Linked DNA regions of Homo sapiens: region 1 is linked to region 2. Evidence: chromatin loops called from intact Hi-C (ENCODE). Cell type or tissue: heart left ventricle. All regions are shown on one strand.

Region 1 (5,000 bases), 110 kb after region 2:
ATTGGGCACTTGGTGGGTATTAGCTCAGTGGTTCAGAAAGGACACATCAGAGTCAGTTCCTGGGTTTTGAGTCCCAGCTCTGTCACTTGCTACTATGACCTTGGATGTCATATAGCTTCTCTGAATCTATAACTTATCTATGCAATAGGAGCAATAATTACCCCACACACACATATACACAACCACCGTGAGACTGTTGCGTAGATTAAATGGCACGGTATATGTGCGCAGCATATAGTAAGTACTCAGTGAATGGTCATGTGGAACTCTAACAAACCTGTGATTAAGAAATAGGAAATGCCATTATCCCTTTCTTGAGAATGAAGGAGTTGAGGTTTAGAAGGTTAAATGACTTACTGAAGGTCACACAGGGACAAGGAGACGCAACTGAGCTTGGGTCCCAGTCCTCTCAGACTCTAAAGCCCACAACCTTAAACGCTGTCATGCAAAACACTCCAGGCTTGAGAAGCAATGCAGGTCCCTCGATAAGTGAGAAAAGTTCAGTGTCAATAAACTTACAATCATCAAATCTACAAAGTGATTATTTTAATTTCAGCGTCACAGTTCAGTGTTGGTTGTCTGGGGTTGGCAATAGTGGGGATGGTAGGAGTAGTACTACAATGTTTTTGATGCTTAGAGGAGTCTAGGGCCAATTTTTTATCGGATGCAGATCAACTGGACATGGCTCCTGAGAGGCCAGGCCACCAGAAGGTCTCTGACTGGCCGTGCACCCAGGGAGGGGTGGAGAGGGAAGCATTGCAGGCAGATGTCAAGGCTGCCCAGTGACTCCTCACAGAGCTGTCATCGCTCTGCCACATCCTGGTCCGGAATTCTCTGTGAAACTGAGATCTCTTTGCAAATTTTAAGGACTGTCTGCTGAGCCTTTTTGTGGAATTTTTTGGGACTCTTCATGAAAGAGTTTCTCCTTACCCCTGAATGCATCAAGAAGTCCTCAGTGTTAACGTATAAAGCTAGGACTGGGATTATGTTCCAGCCTGGAATTAACCAGTTGTACAAGTCAGAAATGGATGGATCCATGGAGAACAACTGCGGAGCAGGTAGGGAAACTGAGGCCCAGGGTGCAGAGGGACTTGCTCCACAGCCCATCACCGACACTTGTCAGCACCGGGAGACAGGTGTCACAGTCTCGTTTGGCTTTCTGTCTGTGCCTCTTTTATAACAGCCTTGAAATGCCCAAATCCCATGGCAATTGTCTGGGCTAAATTCCTCTGGATGAAGAGGTGATTTGTTTTTCTTAAGTTGTTCAAAGGTCTGGGGATGTGTGGATCCATGGGTTCTGGGAGGAGGCCCACTATGAGCAAAGGCTGGTCTGTTCATGGAAGATTCCCAACCCCCTTAACAAAGCAGAACACCAAAGTTGATTGTCCCTGGCCACCCTGCCCCCGTGTCCATCACCACAGCCTAACAGTCCCTCTCAACAAAGTCAGTTGCCGATCACACGCTCTCTTCTTAAAGCTGTGGATGAAGGTGTTGGTTTAGTGCTGGCTCTCTGAGTACAACAAAGCCAAAAGGTATTTCTGAAAAAAGCTCACACATCCCACCACTGTTTTGGCTTTCTATACAGGGACAAAAGTAGAGTGAATTCTCCTTCCTGTTCCCTGATGTTGCTCAGAAGCCATTTTCTGGCTGGCAGTCAGCCTTCTGGGAGCCCCAGCTCTCCAGAGCACAGCCACGGGGCCAGAAATTGTTGAGAAATGCAGCCAAATGGAGAGAAATCACTCACAATGCTCACAATCGTGATTCCATAGGAAAGAAGGGGCACCTTCCCACAGCGGTGACGCGGACATTGTCCCCGTGAACTGTATCCCTCTGTTTGCTCCATGCGCTGTCAGGTGTAATTCCAAAGGAGACAGATGCTGAGGCACTGCAGGTGGTTGGGCAGCCAGCTGGCAGCAAGAGGGGGACCAGGCCTCCACAGAAAGAGCACTTAGGAACAGTGGCCTGGGTACGGCAGCGGGGCCTGGAGGGAGGCAGCTCTGGTGCGTGTCAAGGACTGGGCTCTGCTGTTTTTCTCCTCTAACCTATCCTTGGGTCTTCATGACTGTACTAGTTTCCTGCTGCTGCTGTGACAAATTGCCACAAAATTCGTGGCTTAAAACAACACAAAATATCTCATCACTCTGGAGGTCAGAAGTCCACGATAGGCCCCACTCTACTAAAAATCAAGGCGTCAGCAGTGCTGTGCTCTCCTGGAGGCTCTAGGAGAATCTGTTTCCTCACCTCTTTCACCTTCTGGAGGCAGCTCACATTCTTTGGCTCATGGCCCCTGCCCCCATCTTCAAAGCCAGCCGTGGAGCATCTTCAGACGTCTCCCTCTCTCACTCCACTGTCATCATGTTTCCTTCTCTGACTCTGACACCCCATCAAGGGGAGGACATTGGGCCCAGCTGGAAAGTCCAGGATACTCTCCCGCTTCAAGGTCCTTCACTTAATCACATCTGCAAAGTCCCTTTGCCATGGAAGGGATCACAGGCACAGATTCTGAGGATTAGGATGTGGACATCTTTAGGATGATGACATCCTCATAGGTCCTTGGGGCATAAGTGCGCCTCACACCACCAGAAAGATGGATGAAGTGTCGTCATCAGGAAAGGTAATGGGATCTATGCACTCTGTTCTCAGAGAGAAGGAAATCCAGTAGATGAGGCTCTGCTTTCCCCATTCTTTCTCCCAGCATTGTCCACCCTTGGAAGGAGCATCCTGTGCCCTCAGGATGACTGGGACTGCGAGGGCACCTGCTGGCCAAGGGAGCACAGAGCCCCTCTCCTGTGGCTGGATTAGTCCCAAGGCCAGCTGGGCCCTTCTCCCTTGCAGGGGTTAGGGCTCAGGCCCTGTACCTCTTAACCTGTGTCTTCTCACAGCAGGTGGCCATGCCTCACTCCAATCTTTCATAGCACCCGCCTGACAAAGCTCAAACACGGGCTCCAGCCTCCTGCTTTTCAAGTTAGTTCTCAACACTGCAAATTCCTGGTGGGGGTGAAATATGAGTGCAGCAGAGCCACAGGCAGTCCAGTGGGGCAGGCTCTAGGCTCTCCCCAGGGCAGCGAGGGGACACAGCAGTGCTGGCTCTGAAGTCCACTCCTGCTTCCGCCGCTGTTTGGCTGTGCCACCGTGGGCAGTGGGCCTGGGCTCTCCAGATGCAGTTTCCTCAGCTGGGAAGTGGGGGTGTTCATGGTCTCCTCCCACAGGCCTACCATGAAAACGCAAGGAGGGGGAAGATGGCAAAATAGAGCAGGGGATGAACAGTGAGCCTTCAGGATGGTGAGTGGTGGCACTTGTTTCACTTTTAAATCCTGAGATTTTGGCACACAGTGCATCCTCGTTGCATATTTGCTATTATATTTGAAACATTTTTCGTTTGCATTTTGAGGTGCCCTGTCCCAGATGAACCGTGGCGTGGGTAGCCAAGAAACCCGACCATGCCTTCCAGAAAGCGGGCATGGTGAGAAGACCATACATTGGGCTTCCCTCTGCCCCTCAATTCCAGGTCCCTGCATCTGCCCCACTGTGGGCACTGAAGGGGACAGATGCCCTATCACACCTGCCCTGGGGGTTCCTCCCACAGACAATCTTGCTGCTGCTCTCCACCTGTTCTTCATATGCGCAGACTAGGGTAGTCATTCCCAGCTGGCAGGTCAAGCATCAATCTGCAAAATTTGCATGGGATGGAGTTGGTGTGGACATTCTGAGCCTTCTTGTCAGGGACCTCCTTAGGGCCTCAGGTGCCTTCATTAACCACATGGAGCATCAATGATGGATCGCCCGCACTCCTCCCTGGCTGAGCCCACAAGACCCAACATGATCAGAATCCCAGGCACAGTGCAACCCAGAGGATGAACATCTACCCTTTTCCACACATGGGGCATGCAGGCTTTCTAGGGCCCCTCAGGGGCCCTAGAGTGCCTGCCTTCTCTTTAGATTTCTGTCCTCAGCATCAGCCTCCTCCACAGCCTTCATTTAGGAAAAGCCCTTGCAACCCAACTCACATTTAGGCACAGGCACATAAGCACAGCCACCACAGCCTCCCAGGAGGACTTGGACATGGGCAGGCCAGGGCAGACCACCCCCAGCTGAGTGGGGAGCAGGGGACTCACTTGCCAGGGATATGAAGAAGTTATAGGAAGGGGCCTGCCCCCTTCAAGCCCCCTGCTCCCAAAGCTGGAGGGCCATCACTTGGCCAGGCTGTAACTCACAGTCTGAATTACTAGTTCTTTCATCTGAGCTCCCTTCCATCGCTCAGACCAGAGCCAACAGAACCCAGCACCATGGACTCTAGGAGGCCTTTCAAAACCAGCAACGACAGGTAGCATTTGTTAATTCCTTATCATGTGTCAAGCACTGAGCTACAGGCCCTACCACAACAAGGGAAGAACCATGACCCTCATTCTCACAGGTAGGGAAGCTGAGGCTTTGAGCATTTAAGGGACCTGCCCAAGTTCATATGGGCAAGCAACAGAACCAGGGCTTGAATCCAGGTCTGTGTGACTCTGAAGTCCCTCCCCGCCCCCCCCTTTTTTTTTTTTTTTTTTCTTGAGACGGAGTTTCGCTCTTGTTGCCCAGGCTGCAGTGCAATGCTGTGATCTTGGCTCACTGCAACCTCTGCCTCCCAGGTTCAAGCGATTCTCCTGTCTCAGCCTCCTGAATAGCTGGGATTACAGGCACCCGCCACTATGCCCAGCTAATTTTTTTGGTATTTTTAGTAGAGATGGGGTTTCACCATGTTGGCCAGGCTGGTCTTGAACTCCTGACCTCAGGCGATCTGCCCACCTCAGCCTCCCCAAGTGCTGGGATTACTGGTGTGAGCCACCACACCCAGGCAAGTCCACTTTCTTAATCACTACACTCCTCTCCCTGCCCTGGCACTTCCCCATCGAAACAGAATCCCATCCAGAGGTCCCAGCTTCAAGTCTGCTGCACTGAGAAAGTCTTTCTGAACCTAACTCAGCACACTGCATCCAGCAGCTGGGCCACCAGACCAT
Region 2 (5,000 bases):
TTTTCATAGAGGGAATCAAATGTTTATAAGATTGTGGTTAGGGCTGGAGGAGCATGTGCAGGGGGGTGACAATGAGCAGTTGGATATGTGGACACATCACACAGCTGAGCTATCAGGAAGCTGCTGTAGCTGCCACCAGAGCTACTGTCACGACTACTTCTCCCACCCTTGAAGCTAGTGACCATCTTCCTTGGCTGCCTCTAAACTCACCACAACCAAGTTTACCAGCAACCTCAGAGGGAGGAAGAAGGTGTCCCTCAGTTCTGCCTTATAGACCTCTCACAAGAACCATGACTAGTGGAATTTATTTCCAGCCAGAGCCCTAGCTGCAAGGGAGTCTGGAAAGCTTTCCAGGCTGCCCAAGGAAGGAGAGTAGAAGTGAGAATTAGAAGACCTTGCAGCCCCATTTTTCATTTGAGTCCAGAGAGATTAAGTCATTTGCTCAGGATCATCCAGTTGGTAGTGGAGCCATTACTTGAGCCCAAGTTTGTAGGACTCTGAAGCCTGATCTTCCCATTGCTTTCCAGAGAATTTAGGAGAAAAAGCGTACTACATGTTCTAAGCATTCCTTTTAATTATAATTATATTGGATGGTTATTATTTGATCTGATTAAATTCCCAGTGGATTATTCTGAATTTTAGAGATAATGACTCGACTAGGGCAATTGTGACAAATGAATTGTTCCAGTATGAGGGGAGAGGGGGTAAAGAGGGTGAGAGAAAATAAATGGGTCTAGTCTGGATTTAGGTGCAGAGCAAACCTGTTTTCCCCTAGATCCCTATTCCAGGCTCCAGGTTCTGGAGCCCCAGCCATGGGCAGCCTGGGGAGCTTTACAGCATCATTGTTGGAGGACAAGCATGGAAGAGCAACACTCACAATTTAGTCTTACTGGCATTTAGGTGTCATGGATTAGGGCATTTCATCCACACAACAACTTATGAAGGAGGCAACTATCTCCATTGAATTTCATACGAGGAGATTGCGTCTCAGAGAGGTAGAATGACTTGTCCACTATGACACAGACCATCTGTGGTAAAGCCAGAGTTGGCCCCTGAGTCTGTTTCAGTCCATATTCTGAAATTCTTAGCCCTTGGCCATGTCTATACCTCCCTGACCTTACAAGTTCTGGCAGCCTCTCAGAGCACACAAAAACCTGGACTAGTCCAAAAAGGCTGACCACCAGTTGGGTGGAAACTGTTTGTGGCAGAGCCATGGTCACCGACTCCCCTGACTCCAGTCTGGAGAACTCAGTGGAGTGGGCTCCAGCAGGCCCGGGAACCACCTGGGGCTAGGCCATCTCTCTCTACCAGTGATTGCTTCCAGATCCATCGTGCAGTTCCCCACTGCACCTCGTCCTGTGAGACTTGGGGCAAGTCCTGAAACCACATTGCTCCAGCTTGAGAAACCTTAATGGCTTGTTAGTCCAACCTTCCCATTGCACAGATGGAGAAGCAGAGACTCTAAGAAGGTACCCTGCCAAAGATAATTCCCATGGCTGGGATCGGGGAGGGCATAACCCAGGCCTCTTCATCCTCGCTTCAACTTTGGTGCTAACATTTTTAAAAAGAGGCATTATAGCCCAAAATAATGGGCCAGCAACTGAGCACCCCTTGAATTCCTCTGATCACCGAGAACCCCTCTACCTGCCCTTCCTTGCTGGCAGCTTTGGAGACAGTGGTAATGTTCCATTTCTCGACCTGGATGAGAGTTACCTGGCTATACTGACCTGGTGAAAGTTCATTGGGCTGGACACTTACTTTTTTTTTGTATTTTTCTGTATTATGTCATGCTTCAATTAAAAAAAAAATCTTACTTAAAAATAATGTTGGCTGTACACCTTCCCCAGGACCAGAAAAATATTCCCATGTTTTAATTGAAAGGTATCTTCCTCTAATCTCAAGAGGCTGAAAAACTGTATCCAGTGCTGCTGTCAACTCCAGAATTAAGTAGACTTGGAGATGAAAAGGCCAAGAAGGTTCAAGGGCTCTGACAGAAGCTGAGACATTCCTTTTACTTTACTTCACGAGGCAGAAATGCACCCACACAAATGACACCTGTGGCAGAGACTTAATAGTTGTTTACAAACTACATCTTCCTCCTGGGCAACCAGCTAGACTACACTTCCCAGCCTCCCCTTCACGTAGGCACAACCATAAGACTGAATTCTGGCCAATAGAATGCCCAAAGTGGGCAGACGTGATGGATGCAAATTCCAAGTCTGGCCCATAAACACTCCCTTGTACAACCCCTGATTGCCTTTTTCAATCTACTGAGTAAATAGAAAATTCTCTGAAGCCTTAAGAAGAGTGGAGCCATTAGCTAGGAGGAGCTTGTGTCCCTATGACATCACATGGAGGAGAGCAACATAGGAGAGTTACCTAACCAGGAAGACCTATGATGGGTCACTGCATGAGCAAGACATAAACTTTATTTTGCAAAGCATCGAAATGCATAACTTATTTGTGGCAGCAGTTGGCCTACTCTGAATAATACAAGAGCCATTCTAAAATTAGGCAAATAATCTTCTCAACCTAAAGTCAGCCCCAAAGTATTTTTAAAAATCTGAGAAGCTACAGTGGCCTCTTGCCTGTTACCTATTGACTCATAAATCAGAAACAGTTTTAACAAGGGCAATTCACCTCTTTCCCAGGTCATTAGGGCAGCAGATCAATGGAGAAAGATTCATTCTTATAAAATGTGAGATTTGGTAGTCCTTTTTAAAAAACTATTGTTCTGTCTCCTCCCTTGTTGACAAAGAGCATGTAATAGCAACGTTCTGGACCCCTTTAATACAGGGGCTAACAGTTCTGTACCACCAGAGGGCGATACTATGTAATAGCTGGTGCACATAATACCTGAATCCTCATGACAGTGAGAAATGGAGTCAACATTTATAGAAAGGGGCCAGAGGCAGACACTAGAATTGTGGACAGGTTCCCGAACAATAGGATGGGAGACAGCACAGAAAGCTCCTTTCACACCTACCCCCCAGCTTCCATCTCCTTTGCAATTGTCCTCACAACTAACTCTGCCCATATTTTTCCAACACGTATAAAAATTCTCCAGCTGAAAGACCTGCTTGCATAAGGCAAGGAAAAAATGTGCTCAAGCTACCACCTACCAAAACATCCAAACACGTAGAGCTGTTAGAAAATGAAGACACTGAGAAAAAACAGAAAGAAGAAGACAGGCACACAACGGGACAGGCCCCATTTTGTTCTCTGTTGGGTCTGGGGCCTGCAAGAGTCTACAAGAAAACAGCAGTTTCTCCAGCATTACCCTGTGGTTTCCTGTTAAAACCAAGGGTTGAGAGTTCTGCTTCCTAGAATGGGGAGCTAGCTTTTTTCCAGGCCAAGCCTTTAGCTGAAAATAACTAGAAAAGGACAAAAATATGTCATTTAATCTGTGTGATGGCATTGAAGAGTAATGACAGACCTCCAGAAGCAAGATCTAGGGGAGAAGGAAGCCCAATTTTCTCTTCTTTCTTTCTTTCCTTCTTTCTTTCTTTCTTTTTTTTTCTCTTAAGACAGAGTTTCACTCTTGTTGCCCAGGCTGGAGTGCAATGGCGTAATCTCAGCTCACTGCAACTTCCACCTCCCGGGTTCAAGCGATTCTCCTGCCTCAGCCTCCTGAGTAGTTGAGATTACAGGTGCCCACCACCATGCCCTGCTAGTTTTCTTATTTTTAGTAGAGATGGGGTTTCACCATGTTAGCCAGGCTGGTCTTGAACTCCTGGTCTTGGCCTCCCAAAGTGCTGGGATTATAGGCGTGAGCCACCACGCCCAGCCAAGGAAGCCCAATTTTCAGCAGTCCTTCTCCTTGGGATATTTGCCATTTCAAACTTTTTGGTTGAAAAGCTGGTCAGAAAGGTCCAGCTGAGAAGCTGAGAAGAACTTTTGGCCATCTCTCACCTGGGTGCAGGTACAAAAATTAGAATTCAAGATTTGCCAATCAGGAGAGGCTATGATAAGCAGCTCAGGTTTTAAGCTGGGATCTCGAATATCTACAGCATAGGAATAAGAGAATCTTGGCCCAGGTTTCCTAGAATGCAGAGCCCAAAGAAAAAGCTTGCATGCTTCCTAGGAAATACAATTGCAGGGAAGCTGGAGTGAGGAAGAAAGGTGAGTGAAGCAGAGTAGGATGAACATATATAAGGAAGTGGATCACTGAGCTTTACAACAATCACAGCTGACTGCTCCATTTCATGGGAAATGCTATGTGTCTCTGAACAGTCCTTCCAAGGGTATGCAGGTTGAGAATTTTCCTGCCAGTGCCTTGCATCTCTTGTCCCCTAGAGTAAAAGTTCACTCCATAGAGGGTTAACTCCTACATTTCCATATTATACGCCAATCCCTTTAGCAGTGCCAAGACAGACATATCCCACACCCTTTACATCTGGGTGTAAAAGCTGTAGGGGAAGCCAGAGACACTTCACAGCAGACTCATGTGTTAGAATAATGCTGACTTGAATGCCTTTTTCAGAGTCAGTAACCCTTGTGTTGGCCAGGGCTGAACAGGTAACCAATAGCCCTAAAGACAGGCGAAACTCATAGGATCTGAGAAAGAATGTAAGAGGTATTTGATACAACGAGTGGACCAGAACTAGACCAACTCTAGCCAAATCTAGCTTCCAATATTAAATCATTTCAATCTCTGATTGGATTATGGAGATCTGCCCCTGGAAAGGCAAGACTAAGATAAAGTCCAGTGAGGGACTCCCTCTGGGTGCAAAATGCAAGGGGGCTCAAAAAAAACTTAATACTTGTCATAAATAATCTATAATTGCAATATTTTAAAAATCAAAATTAATGCAAAATATTTATGACAAAGAAATATCAAAATGTTTGGAAAATGGTGTTTTGATTGGAAACTGCAAGATTAATGACAAAAGGAACTGCGCAGAAATAAGAAACTTTACTAGTGAAGCTGTTCCTCACAGGGATATAGGTTAACAATTCTGAACCTGCTGCACATATATGATGGGAATGAACAAATGAGT

The links. Hi-C counts contacts between places; a loop is a spot of excess contacts. Peaks named below come from ENCODE experiments on the same cell type or tissue, not always from the same donor. Only the 100,000 strongest peaks of a DNase experiment are listed, where the experiment ranks them.
Region 1: a loop joins it to region 2, with 2.6 times the contacts of the local background. A loop is called at or near these places in 6 of 110 quality-filtered maps.

Annotation. Positions count from the first base shown.
Region 1 is chr5:135,318,233-135,323,232 of GRCh38, reverse strand. The region is part of intron 3 of PITX1-AS1 (PITX1 antisense RNA 1); the gene reads right to left. Among named protein-coding and RNA genes, the nearest start is that of LINC02900, 73 kb to the right of the region's middle. In heart left ventricle, a CTCF peak has its summit at 2,778; no DNase peak of the experiment used is centred here.
Region 2 is chr5:135,424,106-135,429,105 of GRCh38, reverse strand. No RefSeq gene overlaps it. Among named protein-coding and RNA genes, the nearest start is that of DCANP1, 21 kb to the left of the region's middle. RefSeq lists an enhancer at 2,899-2,948. In heart left ventricle, a CTCF peak has its summit at 2,822 (motif pointing right); no DNase peak of the experiment used is centred here.